Linked DNA regions of Homo sapiens: region 1 is linked to region 2. A link is a contact called in ENCODE POLR2A ChIA-PET data. All regions are on one chromosome and are shown on one strand. Each heading gives the region's core, a stretch centred on a gene start or an enhancer-like site at or near the end of the contact. The rest is flanking DNA. Distances are from core to core; before and after follow the strand shown.

The links. ChIA-PET counts read pairs that join two places held with the same protein, here RNA polymerase II (POLR2A).
Region 1: POLR2A ChIA-PET joins it to region 2 with 10 read pairs in A549. The contact joins two enhancer-like sites. POLR2A ChIA-PET finds 5 or more read pairs at or near these places in 4 of 52 experiments (A549, Caco-2, HepG2 and 1 more).

Annotation. Positions count from the first base shown.
Region 1 is chr20:38,130,421-38,133,270 of GRCh38, reverse strand. TGM2 (transglutaminase 2) reads left to right here. Exons shown (of 13, transcript NM_004613.4): 11 at 771-931; 12 at 2,042-2,178. Among named protein-coding and RNA genes, the nearest start is that of TGM2, 33 kb to the left of the region's middle. Within about 2 kb of position 1,595, at least 3 of the 41 ENCODE cell types and tissues checked have a DNase peak (open chromatin) inside an H3K27ac peak, as active enhancers do.
Region 2 is chr20:38,056,352-38,059,051 of GRCh38, reverse strand. It overlaps RPRD1B (regulation of nuclear pre-mRNA domain containing 1B), which reads right to left. Exons shown (of 7, transcript NM_021215.4): 4 at 1,408-1,520. Among named protein-coding and RNA genes, the nearest start is that of RPRD1B, 24 kb to the right of the region's middle. Within about 2 kb of position 1,316, at least 8 of the 41 ENCODE cell types and tissues checked have a DNase peak (open chromatin) inside an H3K27ac peak, as active enhancers do.

The DNA of each region.
Region 1 (2,850 bases), core at 346-2,845, 74 kb before region 2:
TGAGCACTTACTGGCAGAGGTGATTCTTCATCTGTGCAACGGGTACAGCATCACGAGCCTCGTGGAGGGAAATGACCTTATGTCCATGAGAGGCATTCTTCAGTGAGTGTGGACCATATTGTTGGACTCTAAGATCTGGATTATTAGTCCAGATGCCTGCACAGTACATATCAGCTGTGTGACCTAGGACAACGTTATTTCACCTGCTGGAGACTCAGTTTTCTCATCTGTAAGTTGGGTGGTAATACACGTACAAGCCTTTTAGGGTTGTCATGTAGGTGAAGTAGGAGCCCGCCGTGGGAAGTGCAGTGCCTGGTGCAGCAAGCAGATGTCGGCTCTGATCCTCCCCAGGATGAAGGGCCCGCGGCTCACACACCCTGAGTCCCGAGCGCACCAGGCTCTTCCGGGACACTCGCTCAGCTCATCCTCCCACAGCCTTAGGAGTGCCTGTGCCACGCAGATCCAAACATCGAGGACCTGGGAGGTGGAGTGGCTCACGCGGGGTCACCCATTAGAAGAGGCAAAGGCAGGATTAGAACCAAGGCCCGTGGGAGTCCAAGTGCGTCCTCTACCCGCTGCTCAGTGTCCACTCTCCAGCTCCTCGCTGGGAACCCTGGAGCCACAGTGGGGAGTTCAGGGATCCGCCCAGCCATTCCCCCGCTGTGTGACCCCAAGCACATTCCTTCCCCTCTCTGTGCCTCTTGGAGTTGCAAGAGAGTTGGGAGGGGTGATTCTGCATCATGAGCACCCTCCTTTCTCCCCTTCTGCAGAGAAGAGCGTTCCTCTTTGCATCCTCTATGAGAAATACCGTGACTGCCTTACGGAGTCCAACCTCATCAAGGTGCGGGCCCTCCTCGTGGAGCCAGTTATCAACAGCTACCTGCTGGCTGAGAGGGACCTCTACCTGGAGAATCCAGAAATCAAGATCCGGGTAAGGGCAGGCTGGGCAAGGGGCAGGGTCCCAGGGCAGCTCAGCGCTGGGGAGAGGGCAGATCCCTACCCCCACCCCACACACCTGCATCCCTGCAAGCTCCAGACCTTTGGTGCCTTAGCGATCCTCAAATCCTAGCCTCATCGAAGAAAAGCATCATGAAGCCTAGAGAATTGGGGACTCGTAGCCTCTAGGAATGAATCTGAAAATCCCAGAGTGTTAGGGTCATGGAATTTGGGGATCTTAGAGTCATGAATCCTTCAAATGCTATACTACTAAGGCTGGAACCCCCAGGCACTGGGCACTGGTGGGGCAGGGTGGGGTGGGGGAGTGAAGGGCACAGACTAGAGTCTCACTGCCTGAATTTGTACCAGGGCAGCCCTGGGCATGTGAGTTTGCCCCTCTGTGCCTCAGTTTATTCATCTGTAACATGGGGTTAATAATAGCACTGAGGGGTGTTGTAAGAATTAAAAGCATATCCACAGGAAACACATAGAGCCATCCTCAGCACATGATAAGGGCTCACTGAAAGCTAACTATCCTTATCATCGCCATCATCATCATTATAGCCCTTCACTTAGAGGAGCCGCAGCCCACAACCCCTAAGGGCAACAATTACACTTAAATGGTAAACAGCAGAGGGAGCGGCAGTGAGCAGTGTGTCAGACATTCTGCTGGAAGCTTGCACATATTAGCTCAGTTAATCCTCACAAGAACCCTCAGTCAGGCATTTCTCTCCCATGAAGAATCCAAGGTGTACAGAGTGGGGAGTAACTTCCCCAGGTCACACAGTGAAGAAGAGGCAGAGATCAGCCTGGCTCAAAAGCCTGTGATCTTTCCCCTCCAGACCCTGGGACAAGGGAGGCACTTTGGACATCCCCTGGGTCACGTGGAGCCTCATTGCAGCTCCATGCAGGAGACCTGGGCCGGTAGCACAATCGGTGTTTTCCCGATGAAGAAACTGAGGCACAGAGGTGGGGGGAGGGGGGGTGATCGTGGCAGACCTGGGTACAGCTTTGTTCAGCAAATATTGGGCCAAATTGCAGTGAATGCAGACAGCCCAGCCTGGATCCCACCTGCCCTTGACATCTGCCCCATGCCCTCTTCCAGATCCTTGGGGAGCCCAAGCAGAAACGCAAGCTGGTGGCTGAGGTGTCCCTGCAGAACCCGCTCCCTGTGGCCCTGGAAGGCTGCACCTTCACTGTGGAGGGGGCCGGCCTGACTGAGGAGCAGAAGACGGTGGAGATGTAAGTGCTGGCTGCTCTAGCTTTGGGGCCTGGGGGAAGCGGGCAGATGCCGGTGGGGGTAGAGACTGTCCTTAGGTACCAAGCCCTGGCTGAAAATCCCCTCCTCTCATCTCCCACACAGCTGTGCCCACTCCCAGACACCCTGGGGCTAGAGTTCCCACCGTCACATTCTCTGTCAATGCTGACACCACCCATGCACAGATCTGCCACAGACCTCCACAGTGACATCATCCGTCAATAGGCGCTCACCTGCAGACACGTGCATCCTCACATAGACAGGTATCTGCCCTCCGAATGTCCACACATGAGCATGCACACACATATGCATGCGTGGGTGTTTCCACATAGATACGTAGCTGCACACATACATACGAGCACACACTTCTTTTTTACTTTTTTACTGTAATGTAACTTATATACAGTAAAAAGCACAGATCACCTATGTACAGCTCAATACATTTTCACACACACGGCTACCTGAGCCTATCCCCTTGTGCCCCTAAATGCACCATCTGCTTTTATGCACACGGACACACATGCGTGCACAGGCACTGTTCACTCTAGGAGGGCAGATTGTCCAGGCCCCGCAGAGGGCCGAGAATGAGGCCCATTCATGGACACGCTGTGCTGATCCTCGGAGGTCACGTGACTTCCTGGCTGGACCCCAGCATG
Region 2 (2,700 bases), core at 67-2,566:
AAAGGTATAAATATCAGATGTTAACAACTGTGTGTTGTGGCCAGGTGTGGTGGCTCGCACCTGTAATCCTAGCACTTTGGGAAGCCAAGGCAGGAGGATCACTTGAGCCCAGGAGTTCGAGACCAGCCTGGACAATATAGCGACACCCTGTCTCTACAAAAAAATTAAAATAAAATAATAAGCCAAGCATGGTGGCATATGTCTATAGTCCCAGCTACTTGGGAGGCTGAGGTAGGAGTATCACTTGAGCCCCAGAGGTTGAGTTTGCAGTGAACTATGATCATGCTACTGCACGCCAGCCTGGGTAACAGAGCAAGATCCTGTCTCAAGAAGGAGAAGGAAAAAATTATATGTTGACTGATCAACCTACTTCAATTCTTTCTTGGGTTTTCTTGACAAAATGGATGTCACTCCCAAAATTAAATGTATCAAACTTATTATAAACCCAGGGGGAAAAAACAAGAAAAGTAAACCAGGGATACATTTTCTGTATATATCAAAAAGGAGTTTCTTAAATTGTCAGAAAACAATGCTAACAGGCCACTCCATAATCACCAAGGAGTAGCTAGCTCTGTAGATGGTAGTTAGATTACCCTGAAAGGTAATAATCTAGGCTGTAGTCTTTAAAGTGTTTAAATCCAAAGATATATGACCTAACACTGCTGTCATTTAATCCCTAGTCTAACTCAACACCGTAACATAACACAAACTAGACATGTTTCCTATTTACATAGGCTTTAAGCATGACCATGTGTAATAAAGCTGTTTTAGGCAAAATAAGATGAAGCCCCCCCCGCCCCCGCCTTGAAAAGAGCATGGGCTCTGAAGTCAGACACACCTGGATTTAAATTAAGACACTGGTCAAGTTACTTAAACTGTCACCTTGTGCCCAACTTCTTTCATTTAGATTTTGTAAGCTAACCTGTATAGCCAAATAACACAAACACATGGGTAAAGACTAACTCCTTGTTTCAATATTTAATAGGCTACAGTGCAGCAAATTTGCTATTGACACATAGACTGTCTTTAGATATTAATGAGTTACTTTATAAAACTACCATGCTACTGGAGACAGGCCATGGTAGACGACTTTTGAATATCTTTGTAATATTATCTATCCCTTTCTCCAAAATCTATTTTTAAAGAATATTCTTAATTTCTAGGATTGAAAAAACCAAGTCCAAGTACTTTATAAAACATAAGCCCATCCCAGAGTTATGGCACGCAAAGACATACTGACACCTGCCATCCGGCAAGCTCCTTTGGGCAGGATGATGCACGGGGCCCCTGAGAGGTGCCCTCTGATGATTCCATACCAGTGGTCACTGGCGCCACCTTGTGGCCATAGTCTTCAACTAGAGGTCACTTTAAGCCACTGTTCCCTACTCTCTGGGGGTCAAGACCTACCAAGAGGGGTCCTGCAGAAGGATCCTGAGGAGAGTAGCTGCCAGGGTAGTCGTCATCCTCCTCCTCCTGAATTTGCTGAAAAGTTCGTTTCAGAGATTTCTTCTCTTCTGTTGCTAGACAAAAGAGAAAGTAATAAATTTGAGTCACATATCCTGTAGTGATAAGTCACATGCTATGCACAATGGGCCACATGTAAAAACAGGGCAGAAGGGGCACACATTTTCAGAATGGCTTAATAGTAACCTTTATGCTAGTTATTTTAAATTGACTGTAGTTCCCTACATTACTGAAAAGAGTCAAACAGGTCTTTGTCCGTCATCTCAGATTGATTCTCTGGTAAAATACTACAGAAAACAGGCATCTAAAGCGAAAACTTACCCAACTATCACACTTGAGTAAGAAACTCATGGGACAATACAATGAAGCAAACCAACGTGTGCTAGGGTTTACAGAGAAGATATTGTGTATAAAATGAGATACGTTATGCTTTCCAGGGATCATTTCAGAAAACAGGAGAGAAAATTTTATCAATAAAATTGTGTCAAACACAAATATTCTTTACACTATTCCCCTAAAAATAAAATAAATCTAATTTTACCTTAAAATTAAAATAACCATTACTGAGACATGTGATTGATACTACTGAGAAAAATTACTTAAGTTACCATTTTAAATTTAACCACTTTTGAGGCTGACAGGTTACATTATTTATGATCTATCTGCACCGTATGTTTTTACATTGTTATGATAGATGTGTTAATTCCAAAATCATTCTTTTTGCATCAAATTAGACAATACAAAATAAATGCCAAACAATTGTGGGAAATAAATCTAAATGATAAATTCTAGTTTCGAAAGTAAAGAAATATTGGACACAGCCTGTGCCTGGCATTGCAATAGTTTCCTTTTAATCTTTCCAACAATTTTAAGATACAGCATCTCCAGCTGAAAGGTGAGAAAACAAAGGCCAGGGAGGTTAAATGACACACTTACGGTATGACTCCAAAACCTGTCCTCTTTCCACTGCACTCAAATTACTTAGCACCACACAGGTACCCTCTCATTTAGAAAAAAGGGGACACCAGGCACCTGCTGCAGATACATACACATTTTTTGCTTACACATTTTCTTCTGGAAACAAGTCACGTAGCTCCTGTTCTCTACATTATATACATCATATACTAACTGACCAAACTCACGTTTGAAGTGAAAGCCAGGTCAATATCATGAGTTTTATTTTTATTTTTTTTTTTTAGATGGAGTTTTTGCTCTCTTGCCCAGGCTGGAGTGCAG